Linked DNA regions of Homo sapiens: region 1 is linked to region 2. A link is a loop called in an ENCODE intact Hi-C map of the cell type or tissue named here. Cell type or tissue: heart left ventricle. All regions are shown on one strand. Each heading gives the region's core, and the rest is flanking DNA. Links, peaks and the distances in the headings are about the cores only.

Region 1 (8,339 bases), core at 15-8,014, 55 kb before region 2:
TTATGTTTTATTAATGTGGTTTATCACATTTATTGATTTGTGTACGGTGAATCATCTTGCACCCCAGGGATGAATACCATTTGATCATGTGTATGATCTTTTTACTCTGCTGTTGATTTCAGCTTGCTAGTGTTTTGTTGAGAACTTTTGCATCTGTGTTCATTTGGATTACTGGCCTATAGTTTTCTTGTGATGTCTTCGTCTGGCTTTGGTATCAGGGTAATGCTGGCCCCATGAAATGAGTTTGCAAGTATTTCCTCCTCCTCAATTTTTTTTGGAGGAATTTGTGAAGGATTGGCATTAAATGTTTGGTGGAATTCAGTGGTGAAACCATCAGGTCCTGGGCTTTGCTTTGCTGGGAGACTTTTTATTGCTGATTCAGTCTTATTATTCTTTATTGGTCTGTTCAGATTTTCTGTTTCTTCATTATTTTATCTTGGTAGGTCATATGTTTCCAGGAATTTATTTATTATTCTAGGTTATCCATTTTGTTGCCATATAGTTGTTCATAATAGTCTCTTATGATCTGTTGTATTTCTGTGGTATCAGTTATAATGCCTCTTCTTTCATTTGTAATTTTATTTATTTGAGTCCTCTCTCTTTTTTTCTTGGCTATTCTAGTTAAAGTTTTGTTTATCTTTCCAAAAAACCAGGTTTTAGTTTTGTCCATCTTTTCTGTTGTTTTACTCTTCTCTATTTCATTTATTTCTGCTCCAGTCTTTACTATTTTTTCCATATGCTAATTTGGGTCCAGTTTTTTTTCCCCTAGTTTGCTGAGATGTAAAGTTAAGTTGTTTGAGGTCTTTTTTTTCCCCATAATTTAGACATTTATCAATATAAACTTTCCCACTTAGAACTTCTTTTGCTTTATCCCATAAGTTTTGGTATGTTGTATTTCCATTTTGTTTTGTCTTAGATGTATTTTAAATTTCCTTTTGACCCATTGATTGCTCAGGAATGTGTTCTTTAGTTTCTATATATCTGAATTTTCCATTTTTCCCTCTGTTTTTATTTCTAGTTTTATACCATTGTGGTCAGAAAAGATACATGATATGATTTTAATTTTCTTGAATTTAAGACTTTTTTTGTGTGTCTTAACATATTTATTCTAAAGAATGTTCTGTGTGTGTGTGACAAGAATGTGTATTTTGCTGCTGTTGGATAGGATGTTCTTTATATGTCTATTAGGTCCATTTTTTCTATAGTGTTGTTCAAATCTGTTGATTCCTTATGATTTTCTGCCTGCATGATCTATCTACTGTCAAGAGTGGCATAATAAAGTCCCCTTTATTATTATATTGTCATTTATTTCTCCTTGCAGTTCTCTTAATACTTGTTTTATAATGAGGTACCCTGATGTTAGATGTATTACTATTTACAATAGTTAAATCTTCTTGATGAATTGACCCCTCTGTCATTATATAATGATCTTCTTTGTCTCTTCTGACAGTTTTTGACTTAAAGTCTACTTTGTCTGATATAAATATAGCCACTCTGTTCTCTTTTGGTTAACATTTGCATGGAATATCTTTTTCCATCCCTTCATTTTCAGCCTGTGTGTTCTCAAAGCTAAAGTGAGTCTCTTGTAGGTAGCATATTCTTGGATCTTAATTTTATATCCATTCAGTCACTCTATATCTTTGTTTTTGTTTTGAGAAGGAGTCTTACTTTGTTGCCCAGATTGGAGTACACTGGTGACTTGATCTTGGCTCATTGCAACCACCATCTCCTGGGTTCAAGTGATTCTCCAACCTCAGCCCCCCGAGTAGCTGGGATTACAGGTGTGCACCACCACACTTAGCTGATTTTTGCTTTTTTATTACAGACAGGGTTTCACTGTGTTGGCCAGACTGGTCTTGAACTCCTGACCTCAAGTAATCTGCCCGCCTCAGCCTCCCAAAGTGCTGAGATTACAGGTGTGAGCCATAGCACCCAGCCTACTCTATATCTTTTGATTGAATAATCCTTTTACATTTAATTATTGGTAGGTAAGGACTTATTATTGTCATTTTATTAATTTTTAAAATGGTTTGTAGTCCTTTGTTCCTTTCTTTCTCTTTTGCTGTCTTTCTTTATAATTTGGTGACTTTTTGTGATGGCAGGCTTTTATTTCTTTCTATTAATCTTTTGTGTATCTACTGCAGGATTTTGCTTTGTAATTACCATGAGGCTTACATAAAATATAATTATTACATGTTATTTTAAGCCAGTAACAACTCAACTGTGTTTGCATACAAAAATTCTACACTTTTACTCCCCCATCTCTCATATTTTAGGTTATTGATGTTACAGCTTTTAATATTGTGTGCCCATTAAAATTATTTTAGCTATAATTATTTTTAATATGTTTGTTTTTAACTTTTATACTAGAGTTGAAAGTGATATACATACCACCACAAGAATATTAGAGAATTCTGATTTTGACTATCTATTTGCTTTTACCAGTGAGTTTTATACATTTATATGTTTTTACATTGTTAATTAGTATCCTTTCATTTCAACTTGAAGAACTTTGGCATTTCTTATAAGGCAGATCTTTGTGATGATGAACTCCTTTAGTTTTTGTTTGTTGGGGAAAGTCTTTCTCTCTTTCATTTCTGCTGTACAGCTTTGCCAGGTATAGTATTCTTGGTTGAGGATTTCTTTTCTCTTTCAATATATTGAATATATTATTCCACTGTTTCCTCTCCTGCAAGGTATCTGCTGAGGAATCCACTTACAGTCTTACAAGGGCTCTTTTGTATGTGACAAGGTGCTTTTCTCCTGCCATTTTCATAATTCTCTCTTTGTCTTTGACTTTTGACAATTTAATTATACTATGTCCTGGTGTAGACTTTTCAGCCTGTTTGGAAATCTATGGGTCTCATAACTTTGACTGTCCTCTTCTTTTCCTAAATTTGGGATCTTTTCAGCCATTATTTCTTTATATAGATTTTTCAGTCTCTTTATCTGTCTCTTTTCCTTCGGATACTTCTGGAATGCTTATGTTGTTTTGCTCGATGGTGTTCCAGGTATCCTGTAGACTTTCTTCACTCTTTGTTTGTTTGTTTTTGCTTCTCTAACTGGATAATTTTAAGTGACTCATCTTTGAGTTCACTGATTTTTTATTCTTCTGCTTGGCCAAGTCTGCTGTTGAAGCATGCTATTAAATTTTTAAATTCAGTCATTGTATTCTTCAGCTTTATGATTTTTTGTAAAGAGGGTGCAGGGTCTCACTGTGTCACCCAGCCTGGAATGCAGTGGCACAATCATAGTTCACTGTAACTTCGAACTCCAGGGCTCAAGTGATGATCCCACCTTAGCCTCCCAAATAGCTAGAAAAACAGGCATGGGCCACCACACCCACCTAATTTTTTAAAAATAACTTTTGTAGAGACAGGGTCTTGCTGTTTTGCTTAGGCTTGTCTTGAATTCCTGGTCTCAAGAGATCTTCTCGCCTGGCCTCCCAAAGTGGTAGGATTATAGGCATAAGCCACTGTGCCTAGCTGGATTTTAAAAATGGTTTTTATTACTTTGTTGAACTTATTTTGTTAATGTATTGTTTTTCTGATTAGTTGTCTGTGTTTTCTTGTAGTTCACTGATTTTTAAGAGTATTATTCTAAATTCTTTGTTAGTTACATATCTTCATTTGTTTAGGGTCAGTTATTACAGCTTTATTAGTTTCCATTAGTGGTATCATGTTTCCCTGATTCTTTGTGATCCTCATATCATTGTATTAGTGTCTGCACAATTTAGGAAGTGATCACCTCTTCTAGCCTTTACATGTTCACTTTGGCAAGGAAAGATCTTTACTAGTCTGCCAAGCCTGGGCTTCTGGTTGGGCCAGCTGGTAGCATATGCAGGTAAGTGAGGCTGGGGTCTCTGATCTGGTGGGGCTGCTGCCGTTGCTCTAAGGTTGGGTGGAGCTCTCTTGTTGGGCAGGCCCCCTGACTGGTATCTGAGGTCAAGTGGGACTGTTGGTTGGGCTTTGTAATTGCCTCTGGTTGGGTGAGGCTGCAGGCTGTGCCCCAAAGTTAGGCGGGGTTGCTGGCTGGGCTCTACAGCTGGATGGCATTACAGTCAGGTAGGGATACTGATTGGACTCCCTGATTGGTTGGGGCTGGAAGCTGTGCCCCACTGTTTGATGTAGTCATTGGCTAGGCTCCCTGGTTGGGTGGGATTGCAGGTTATACTCTGGGCTGCTGGCTTGGTTCCCTGCCTGGGCATGGTTGCCATCTGTGCTTTGCAGCTGGGCTGGATTGCTGACTGGGAAACCTAGACACCCAGTACTGCCAACCATACTCCCTGGCCAGACTGGGTGCCAGGATTGCTTTGCAGGTGGGAGGAGCTGCTGCCTGGGCTCCTTGTCAGGTGAAGCTGTCAGCAGGGATGTGTGGTGCCATTGCCAAGATACATGTGCTTGTTGCATGTGGTCTAGTCCTGACAATTCTCAATATTCTGTAGGAGAAGAGATATAATTTGGCCTTTTGGGAAGCATGCTGGAATATTGGGAAAGCTAGATGTTCACCTTGTGCTGCTGGTGAAACCATAGACTCAGCAAATCTCTCTTGGCATGAGGCTGTTTTGGCCTGGGGTAGTGGCAACATCATCAAATTGAAATTGCTCCACTTATACTTCCAATACAACTTTTCTAAGTTTTGTGCTTCTGGAATTTTTGCAAAGATGTTCTTGTATGTAGATAGTTGCTAGTTGGTATTTCTGTGATGGGGACTAGAGCTTGGGACCTCCTATTCTGCCATCTTGCTGATGTCATTCCTCAGAACACACATGTTTTTGATATTACTATAAATTGTATTCTTTAAATTTTAATTTTTTATTGTTTATTTTTAGAATACATAAAGACTTGATTTTTGTATATTAGCCATATTTCCCGCAACTTTGCTAAATTAACTTGTTTTCTTTTTCTTGGTTTTTTTTTTTTTTGAGACTGAGTTTCGCTCCTGTTGCCCAGGCTGAAGTGCAATGGCGAGATCTCGGCTCACTGCAGCCTCTGCCTCCTGGTTTCAAGTGATTCTCCTGCATCAGCCTCCCGAGTAGCTGGGACTACAAGCATGTGCCACCACACCTGGCTAAGTTTTAATTTTTTGTAGAGATGGCTCTTGCTATGTTGCCCAGGCTGGTCTTGAACTCTTGGACTCAAGCAAGCCTCCCACTGCAGCCTTTTAAAATGCTGGGATTACAGGCATGAGCCACTGTGCCCAGCTCTTTTAGATTCTTAATGCTTTCTCTATATATTATCATGTTGTCTGCCAATAAAGGTAGTTTTCTATCTGAATGCCTATAAATTCTTTTTCTTCTCTTGCTTAGTTTTTTTCTTCCCCCTGTGAACAGTGTTGAAACTCTATCAAATATTTTTCTGCATCTTTGTGGTTTTTCCCCCTTTTTTTCTTATCAATATATTGAATTACATTGATTTTTTTTAAACATTAAGCCAACCTTGCATTCCTTAGGAAAAGTCACCCTTGGTGATGATGGTATTCTTTTTATATATCACTTTATTGACCCAGTAATACATTTTAAAAATAATTTTTATGTCTATTTTTATGAGACATTGGTTTATAGTTTTCTTATAATGTCTTTGTTGGATTTTAGTGTTCATGTAGTATGGTACCTCAAAAAATGAGTTGGAAATTGTTTCTTCCTATATTTGCTGGGAGAATTTTTATAAGATTTGTATTATTTCTTCCTTAATTGTTGGATAGAGTTCACCAGTGAAACCATCTGGGCCTATAGTTTACTTTATGGGAAGCCTTTTAAATCACGAATTTAATTTCTTTAGTAAATATTGGATTTATTCCACTTATTATTTTTTAAATTTCTTGAAATGTTGGTGATTTGTCTTTCAAGGAATGTTTCAATTTTATTTGGTCTATTGCACAAAATATTGACCTATTTTTTTTAAACATCTATAGGGTTTGTAGGATCTTCCTTTATTCCTGACATTGGTTAATTTATTTGTTTTCTCCCTTTGTTTTAATCAGTCTAGGTAGAAGTCTGTAACTTATTGACATTTTCCCTCCAAAGAGCCAGATTTCGGGTGGTTTGATTTTCTTATTTTTTTTTCTGTTTTCTCTTCAGTTTATTCCCTTTGTTGTTTCATTATTTTTCCTGCTTTGGGTTTCACTTGTGTTTCTTTTTCTGGCTTCATGTGAAGATTAGATCATTTATTATTATTATTATTATTATTATTATTATTATTATTGACAGGGTCTTGCTCTGTCACCCAGGCTGGAGTGCAGTGGCACGACCATAGTTCACTGTAGTGTTGAACTCCTGGGCTCAAGCGAGTCTCCCATCTCTGCCTCCTGAGTAGCTAGGACTACAGGTACATCCATCATGCTTGGCTTTTTATTTTTGTATGGATGGGGTGTTGCTATGTTGCTCAGGCTGGTCTCAAATTGCTCAAGCAGTTCTCCTGCCTTGGCCTCCCAAAGTGCTAGGATTACAGGTGTGGGCCATTGCACCTACCTAATCTTTTTTTTTTTTTTTTTTTTTTTTTTTTACTGCTTTTTTCCTAATACTTTTGTATTTCTAAGGTTTAAACCTTCCCTCTAACCACTGCTTTAGCTGCATTCCATGAACCTTAATATATTGTGTGTTCATTTTAATTATATTTGAAATATTTTCTAATTTCCCTTGTTATTTCTTTTGTGTCCTATGGGTCATTCAGAAGCATATTGTTTGATTTTCCAATATTTTTAGATTTTCCTTTTTTTTGCTATTGACTTCTGATTTAGTTTCATTTTGGTCACAGAGTATACTCTATATGATTTGAATTCTTTTAAACTGTTCAGACTTATTTTATGACTCAGCATATGGTCTACTGTGAATTTTTCAAGAGTACTTGTAAGGGATGTGTGCTCTGCAGTTGTTGAGTGGAGTATCCTATAAATGTCCATTATGTCAAGTTCTATAATAAGATTTTCCTGTGATCTTTACTCAGTAGATCAACAATTTCTATGACTATTACTGTAAGCAACAGTAGTAATAGCCACTACTAATTATTTTTTAATTAGTTTACTACATACCATACCCTCTTCTAAGCACTTTACATGGATTAATTTGTGTAATCTTCAGTAATCTCTATTGAGGTGTAAGTGCCATTATTACCTCCATTCTCTGGATTTGTACTTAGGCACAGGTAGGTTATTAGGTGGTGGACCAGGAATTGAATCTAAGCAGTTTGACCCTAAAACTTACACATAAAATGTTTATGGAAAGTGGAAAATTATGATAATCTAACACTAAAATTAGGATTTTTTTTTTTCCTGAAAACTTTTTTTCATGAACAGTAGTTTTTTTTGGTTATATTCTTCTTCAATTTGGTTTTTCCTTACTTGCACCATCTTGATGCTGGTATCACTATTTAAATTAGTTATATGAAGAGTTTGTAAAGAAAATCTAAGGACTTGTAACATTGGAAACATTGACAGTGTACTTGCCCTTACTCCTTTAACAAAATAGGCTCTTGGCTGGTAAAATTCAGTGATTTATGATCCTGATCCATGAAGAGCACTCTGCTCATATGGGGTTATTTGAAAACTGTTTGCCAAAAAGATTTCTGCTCTAAAAGCCTTTCTAAATGAATGAACATTTGGTATTTTCTTGTTACATGCTAACTCCACTGGCTTAAAGCTTTACTGGTTGTTAAAATGTCAACATCTCCAGGAAATAGGTCATAATAACTTTTACTAGTTGTATTGTCCTTATTGGTAGTGACTTTAATAAGATTCTTTCCTTTAGTCTAGGTTTTATTAGGGGTCAAGGTAAAGAAATGAAGAGGGCATTTCTACTTGAAGTGTCACTATATTGAGCAGGAAAGGCCAAAGTCCTGTATCACTTACAATTTCACTGAGATGCCGGTATTCATTTTAGAAATGATTTTCAATGTTTAGTTTAGTTTATTAAACACTTATTGAGTGCCTACAGTGTGGTAGGCATTATGCATTATGTGATAGGCATTATGCTATGTTGGGGATATTTGAATGAGTATTATCTATTCTCTGTTCTAAAACAGTAAACAATATACTGGTAAAAATGTTACAATACTAGATGATAATGGAACAATAGAAGTATATACATAGTTCAGAAGCAGCACTCACTCATCACCCTTATCACCCTTATTGGAGTTCAGTTAGACATCCTAGGTTTGTATCCAGTTTACTCTGGTGTATGTTTCACAGCTGTATAACCTTAGGCAAGATATTAGTAGTCTCTGAAATGGGGATTATAATTATGCCACCCCAAAAGATTGTCATAGTGAATAAATACTAATTCATTTAAGACCCTTAGAACAATGCTTGCTACCTGATAAACAACAAATATGAGTTATTATTGT
Region 2 (8,339 bases), core at 277-8,276:
TTTGGGTTGATTCCATGTCTTTGCTAATTGTGAATAGTGGTACAATGAACATACAGTGCATGTATCTTTATAATAGAATGATTTATATTCTTTTGGGTATATACCCAGTAATGGGATTGCTGAGTCACATGGTATTTCTTCTTCTAGATCTTTCGGGAATTGCCACATTGTCTTCCACAATGGTTGAAATAATTTCTCAACAGTGTAAAAGCGTCTCTTTTCCTTCACGACCTTGCCAGCATCTGTTGTTTCTTGACTTTTAAATAATCACCATTCTGAGTGACGTGAGATGATATCTCATTGTGGTTTTGATTTGCATTTCTCTAATGATCAGTGATGTTGATTTTTTTTTTCATGTTAGTTGGCTGCATGAATGTCTTCTTTTGAGAAGTGTCTGTTCATGTCCCTTGCCACTTTTTAGTGGGGTTTTGTTCTTGTAAATTTCTTTAAGTTCCTGGTAGACTCTGGATATTAGATTGTTGTCAGATGGATAGATAGTTCTTTCTTAATTCATGTTATTTTCATGTGATGATAATGTGTATACAACTGTCCATCATTTTTCTAACTTCAGTGTGATAAGTGCCTCACTTCGCAACTCCCCAAATTCTGAATGCTAATATGATGCATCTTTGCCATGCTTCGTGTTACAAAATGTTGCTTGAAAGATGAAGATTAAAATTAATTTATAATTTATCTTAGAGACATTGGCACCATGCTGGTTGTATGATTTCTTTATCAACACTTCTGTAAGTGTTGTAGAATAGGATGGCATTGGATAGGAGAGAATATTAGAAGTAGGAGGGAAGTTCAGTTTAACAACTTGGATGAAAACTTGACCGCTTACTCATGTATTTTATTGACATTGTTCAGAGTACATGTTTTGCACAGATGTTTTATTTAAAATCCCTGAAGTTTGAACTGAAATGGAACTTTTCCTGTCCATTAAAATCCTTTTTTCTACTTAATGTAATTCATAGAATAATTGGGAATTGGGTGAAAATCTTTGATTTCTAAAGTTTTAAGCTATTAAAAAATTTCATTCTTATCTTTGTTTTTCAAGGCAAATAATTATCTTATGACCTGAAGATTTGTTTTGCTTAATGAAATGTGTTTCAAAAGGAGAGAAATCTTACATATCTACATGCAAAGTAGTCGTATTCTGAAAAAAGTTACACACTGATACTTATCTGAAGGTTGGAAGGCTTAATTTAAGTATCTTTCTTGATAAGTACAACCAGCCTTTAAATGATGGATAACTGAACTCTGTACTTGAAGGGTCAGTGGAGCTGGCTAAATGTTACAGTTTTTCATAGAAATTTGACTTAATTTTTAAAATCTTTCAATTTATGTGTAAGTATATTTTCCTAGGTGGTTCAGTAAAGCGTGTGTTTTAAAAGATTGTCTAGATGCAGCATGCTAAAAGAGGGAGGTAAGAATGTTTATTCATTATGGCTACAGTTTAATATGTTAATATGTTTAATACATATTAAACATTAACATTTTAACATTTTAATCAATAACATTTTAAATGGTAGCCTAATAAAGAGAGGGGATTGGTCAGAAACAGGATAGAGTTCTTATTGTTGTTGACTAATGATAAACCAAATGCAATAGAAAATCCCCAAGTGGATTTTCTCTGAGATAAACTGATAATATAATAGCATTTTCTATTTTTCCCTAGTAAGTATTGTTGATGGTTGTCAGTTCGTTTTTCCCAAGCACATGAATTAGCTAACGTGATTCTCTGTACTAATCTTAGTTTTTGACTGAGAATATCATGTACTTAACCAAATCTTTGAGATATTTAAATAAATTAACAAAACTGTAAAAATCATCTTTGTAAAGCTAGTCACTGATTTATGATTTGGGAAGATAAGCAGCTTTGTATTACTTAGAAAACAAAGAAAAATATGTAGAATTTCTGTTTTTTCTTTTTTATTGTTTAAAAATTTAAATCAACATCAGTGTGCAGATGGGTAGATAAAATAAAAATTTAAATCAACAGATGTAAAATGGACCATTCCTCTTCCCTGCCCACCAATTCTAATTCTCAGAAGAATTTTTTTTTTTTTTTTTGAGATGGAGTCTTGCTTGTTGCCCAGGCTGGAGTGCAGTAGTGCCCTCTCGGCTCACTGCAACTTCCGACTCCTGGGTTCAAGTGATTCTCCTTCCTCAGCCTCCTGAGTAGCTGGGACTACAGGCACGTGCCACCATGCCCAGCTAATTTTTGTATTTTTAGTAGAGACAGGGTTTCACCATGTTGGCCAGGATGGTCTTGATCTTTTGACCTCAGGTGATCTGCCTGCCTTGGCCTCCCAAAGTGCTGGGATTACAGGCATGAGCCACTGCACCTAGCCAGAAATTTTTTTTAACAGTTTATGTATTGTTTTCCAAGAGGAATATTCTTTATATCCTGCTTGGCAACTTGTTTTTCACCTCAAACAATGTTATGAACACTACATTAAACGATTTCTCCCTCTTTAATTGCACAGTATTCTGTGGTGTGGATATAGCATAATTTTATTTTTCCATTTCTCTTTTGAGGGTCCTATAATCATTTTCCCTTTTTATTTCCTGCTATTACAAATATACAAATAGTATGTACTCTGAAACACAAACACATATCTGGAATTGAAATTGTTGTGGTATGGAGATCTGTTTTTGTATAGGTAGTACCAAATTTCTGTCCAGAAAGATTGCAAATATATGCCCTTTCCTATTGTGTATCTGAGTACCCTTTGTCTCATAAATTTGCCAACAGTAGATATTATGTCTTTTCAATTTTTACCACTCTAGTTCACAATAAATATCTCATTTTGTTTACATTTCCCTGATTACAAGTGAGGCTTAGCAAGTTTTAAATATTTATCGGGCTAATACATTTGATTTTTTAGGTAGCCTATATGCTGTAAAACCTCATTAAGAACTGCTCTTTCTGTCAGAGATTTAATTTGACAATACCTATAGTCAAATTTTAAAAATCTGATTGGGTTCATTAGTCTGCCTGCATATTAGTCTAAAAGAAAGTCAGAAAAGTAGGGGAAGAGCCATGAAAAATCATTCCTTCTTTCCCTTCAAAAGGAGTGGGTACTCCTTTTGGATTTTTATCTGTTAAGCAGTCTATATTGTTTTGGGCTCTCAGCACATTATAGATTTACAGATCAAAATTACTAGGAAAACCAGAAATAATCCATCCTGTTTGAGGGGAGGGGATTTGTGCTTTCCCCTAGAAGTCTCTTCCTTTCTCTTAGATGTTTATTGAGTGTCTTCTCTGCCAGCACTGTAGCTGTGTAGCTGCTGGCCATTTAGGCCTGTTTCATCCCTGACTGACAGCAGCTTTACTTGGTGTGGTGGCAATAAATCAAATCAAAATGTAGTGCCATTAGAGTAAGACATCTTAATCATGTTTCAACTGACCTAAGAAATTTAAATGTTCTGGAGGATGATCTCTAGTGAGAGCTGGAGACCTTATAGTTTGTCAGGAATGTTAAGGTATATAGGGTGTCTAAAAGCATATAGTACTTGAAACTTATTTTCGTGGTGATCTCTGGAGAATGCTCTCTGTAATGATAATAACAACAATAGGAGTTAGCTTTTATTGAGCATTTACACCTGCCTGGGATTACTGTCAGCATTTTACATCTGTTCTGCATAGTGTGAGGAAGTACTTTCTGGCCTTTGGACTTTCGTTCTCATAAGTAGTTGTAGAAGGTCTGCGGCTACACAAAGTCTACTTCTTTAGGGACCTTGTGTCTAGGAGTGCTTGTATAGCCATTTTACCCTCTTTTGCTGCCTATTTAGTGATTAGGATTCAGACTAAAAAAATGATTTAGTGATTACCTTGGTGTGATCATTCACACATCATGGTGATAGTGATACAGCTGCATATTTTCAGTGAATCTTTGAATTAGAAGAGATAGAGTCATCTACTGCTTCCCTTTTTCTGAAATAGAATCCCTATAATACCTTGTGAGTGCACTGGCCACTGTGGAAACAGGCTGAGTGACTGATTCACAATGGAATTAATTCCACTTTCTAGTTATTAATAATAAGGAAAATATGTATGAAACACTTTGTGAATTATCCACTTACCAGAAGCTTTTTAACTTGATGTGATCCCTTTTGTCCATTTTTGCCTTGGTTGCCTGTGCTTCTGGGGGTATTACTCAATAAATTGTTGCCCAGACCAATGTCCTCGAGAGTTTCCCCAATGTTTTCTTATTGTAGCTTCATAGGTTTTGGTCTTAGATTTAAATCTTTAATCCATTTTGATTTGACTTTTGTATATGGTGAGAGGTGCCTAGTTTCATCCCTCTGCATATGGATATTCAATTTTCCCAGCACCATTTATTGAAGAGACTGTCCTTTCTTCAATGTATGTTCTTGGCACCTTTGTCAAAAAAGAGTTCACTATAGACATATGGATTTATTTCTGTGTCCTCTCTTCTGTTCCATTGGTCTACATGTCTTTTATTTAATGCCAACCCCATGCTGTTTTGGTTGCTATAGCTCTTTAGTATAATTTGAAGTCAGGTAATGTGATTCTTCCAGTTTTGTTCTTTTTGCTTAGGATGGCCATGGCTAGTCTGAGTCTTTTGTGATTCCATATAAATTTTAGGATTGTTTTTTCTATTTCTGTGAAGTATGTCATTGGTATTTTAAAAGGGATTACATTAAATCTGTAGAGTGCTTTGGGTAATATGGACATTTTAACAATATTGATTCTTCCAGTGCGTGAACGTGGAATATCTTTTTATTTTTTGGTGTCCTCTTTGATTTCTTTCATCAGTATTTTATAGTTTTCATTATAGAGGTCTTTCGCTTGTTTGGTTAAGTTAATTCATAGGTATTTAATTATTTTTTAGATTGTTTGCTCTTGACTTACAGAAATGCTACTGATTTTTTATGTTGATTTTTGCATTCTGCATTTTACTGAATTTATCAGTTTGAATAGTTTTTTTGGTAGAGTCTTTAGTTTTTCCAAATATAAGATCGTATCATCTCCAAAGAAAGATAATTGGCTTCTTCCTTTTCAATTTGAGTGCCCTTTATACCTTTCTTTTGTGTAATTGCTCTGGCTAGGACTTTCAGTACTATGTCGAATAACTGTGGTAAAGTTGGGCTTCCTTGTTGTGTTCCACTATCTTAGAGGAAAGACTTTCAGTTTTCACCCATTCACAGTGATACTAGCTGTGGGTCTTTTGTATATGGATTTTATTGTGTTGAGATATGTTGCTTCTGTATCCAGTTTTTTTTTGAGGGGTTTTATCATGAAGGGATTTTGAAGTTTATCAAAATTTTTTAAGCATCAATTGAAATGCTCATATGGTCTTTGTCCTTCATTCTGTTGATAATGTATCAGATTGATTGATTTGTGTATGTTGAATCATACTTTTATCTCGAGGATAAATCCCAATTGGTCATGATGAATGATCTTTTTAATGTGTTGCTGAGTTTGGTTTGCCTAGCATTTTGTTGAGGATTTTTGCATAATTGTTCAACAGGAATATTGGCCTATAATTTTCTTTTTTAAATGTGTTTTTGGTTTTGGCATCAGGACAATACTGGCCTTGTAGAATGAGTTTGGAAGTATTCCTTTCTCCTCCTTTTTTTGAAATAGTTCCAATGGGATTGATATTAATTCTTCTTTAAATGTTGGGTAAAGTTCAGTGATGAAGCCATCAGATCCTGGACTTTTCTTTGCTGAAGACTTTTTAATTACGACTTTGATCTCATTACTTCTTATTGGTCTATTCAGGTTTTGGATTTCTTCATGGTTCTATCTTGGTAAGTTGTCTGTGTCTGGGAATTTATCCATTTATTCTAAGTTTTACAATGTATTGACACGTAGCTGCTCATAGAAGTCTCTAATAATTCTTCAAATATCTGCAGTATTGGTTGTAATGTCTTCTTTTTATCTCTGATTTCATTTATTTGGGGCTTCTCTTTTTTTTTCTTAGTCTGTATAAAGTTCTATCAATTTTGTTTATCTTTTAAAAAATAACTTGTCATTTTGTTGATCTTTTGCATTTTTTTCATTTATTTCTGGTGTGATATTTATTATTTCTTTTTTTTCTCCTAATTTTAGGTTTGATTTGTTCTTGCTTTTCTAGTTCTTTAAGTTGCATCGTTAGGTTGTTTGATGTTTTTTCTACTTTTTTGATGTAGGTGCTTATAGCTATAAACTTTCCTTTTAGTACTGCATTTGCTGTATCCCATAGGTTTTAGTATGTTCTGTTTTCATTTTCATTTGTTTCAATAAATTTTAAAATTTCCTTCTTAATTTCTTCATTGACTCACTGGTCATTCAGGAGGAAGTTGTCTAATTTCCATGTGTTTGTATAGTTCCCAAAGTTCCTCTTGATTTTTAGTTTTATTTAGTTGTGGGCAGAGAAGACACTTGATATAATTTCAGTTTTTAAAATAAATTTAATACTTTTTTTTGGCCTAACTGATGACCTATCCTTGTGAATGATCCATGAGCTGAGGAGAAGAATGTATATTCTGTAGCCACTGGATCAAATGTTCTACAAATGTCTGTTAGGTCTATTTGGACTGTGGTGCAGATTAAGTTCCATGTTTCTTTATTTACTTTCTGTGTGGATGATCTGTTCATTGCTGAAAGTGGAGTGTTGAAGTCTCTAGCTATTGCATTGGGGCTGATCTCTTTCTTTAGTTCTAATATTTGGTTTATATATCTGGGTGCTCCAATGTTGGGTGCATATATATTTACAATCATTATATTCTGTTGCTGAATTGACCCCTTTATCATTACATAGTGACCCCTCTTTGTGTGTGTGTGTGTGTGTGTGTGTGTGTTTTTTTCTTTGAGACTGAGTCTTGCTCTGTCACCCAGACTGGAGTGCAGTGGTGCGATCTTGGCTCACTGCAAGCTCCACCTGCCGGGTTCACACCATTCTCCTGCCTCTGCCTCCTGAGTAGCTGGGACTACAGGCACCCGCCTCCACACCTGGCTAATTTTTTTGTATTTTTTAGTGGAGATGCGGTTTCACCGTGTTAGCCAGGATGGTCTCGATCTCCTGACCTCATGATCTGCCCGCCTCGGCCTCCCAGAGTGCTAGGATTACAGGCGTGAGCCATACAGTTTTTCTCTTGAAATCTGTTTTGTCTAATTATAGCTCCTCCTGTTCTTTGTGGCTTCCATTTGCATGGGATATCTTTTCTATCCCTTTATTTTCAGTCTGTTTTGTGTTTTTACAGGTGATGTTTATTTCTTGTAGGCAACAGATCATTGGGTCTTATTTTTTAAATCCATTTAGCCACTCTATGTGTTTTTATTGGAGAGTTTAGTCCATTTACATTCTGTATTATTATTGATAAATGAGGACTTATTCCTGACATTTTGTTATTTGTTTTCTTGTTGTTTTGTAGTATTCTCTTTCTTCCTATCTTCCTTTCTGTGAAGGTTATTTTTTTTGGTGGTGTGCTTTGAGTTTTTGCTTTTTATTTTTTGTGATCTTTTGTATGTTTTTTGACTTGAGTTACCCTGAAGCTTGTAAATAATATCTTATAACCCACTATTTTAAACTGATGACAGCTTAACACTGATTGCAACAACAAACATACTATTAGGTTGGTGCAAAAGTAATCGCAGTTTTTGCCATTACTTTCAATAGCAAAAACTGTGATTACTTTTGCACCAACCTAGTAACAAACAAGCAAAAAGAAAACTAATAAAAAATCCACACTTTACCTTCATTTGCCCCACTTCTAAACTTTTTGTTGTTTCTATTTATTTTTTATTTATTTATTTATTTTTTTTAATTTATTTTTTTATTGATAATTCTTGGGTGTTTCTCACAGAGGGGGATTTGGCAGGGTCATGGGACAATAGTGGAGGGAAGGTCAGCAGATAAACAAGTGAACAAAGGTCTCTGGTTTTCCTAGGCAGAGGACCCTGCGGCCTTCCGCAGTGTTTGTGTCCCTGATTACTTGAGATTAGGGATTGGTGATGACTCTTAACGAGCATGCTGCCTTCAAGCATCTGTTTAACAAAGCACATCTTGCACCGCCCTTAATCCATTTAACCCTGAGTGGACACAGCACATGTTTCAGAGAGCACAGGGTTGGGGGTAAGGTCACAGATCAACAGGATCCCAAGACAGAGGAATTTTTCTTAGTGCAGAACAAAATGAAAAGTCTCCCATGTCTACCTCTTTCTACACAGACACGGCAACCATCCGATTTCCCAATCCTTTCCCCGCCTTTCCCGCCTTTCTATTCCACAAAGCCGCCATTGTCATCCTGGCCCGTTCTCAATGAGCTGTTGGGCACACCTCCCAGACGGGGTGGTGGCCGGGCAGAGGCGCCCCTCACCT

The links. Peaks named below come from ENCODE experiments on the same cell type or tissue, not always from the same donor. Only the 100,000 strongest peaks of a DNase experiment are listed, where the experiment ranks them.
Region 1: it touches region 2 in a loop (2.8-fold over the local background); 1 of 110 quality-filtered maps calls a loop at or near these places.

Annotation. Positions count from the first base shown.
Region 1 is chr1:174,285,855-174,294,193 of GRCh38, forward strand. All of the region lies in intron 10 of RABGAP1L (RAB GTPase activating protein 1 like), which reads left to right. Among named protein-coding and RNA genes, the nearest start is that of RABGAP1L, 130 kb to the left of the region's middle. In heart left ventricle, for the core only: no CTCF peak of the experiment used is centred there; a DNase peak (open chromatin) is centred at 4,207.
Region 2 is chr1:174,340,682-174,349,020 of GRCh38, forward strand. All of the region lies in intron 11 of RABGAP1L (RAB GTPase activating protein 1 like), which reads left to right. Among named protein-coding and RNA genes, the nearest start is that of GPR52, 100 kb to the right of the region's middle. In heart left ventricle, for the core only: no CTCF peak of the experiment used is centred there; no DNase peak of the experiment used is centred there.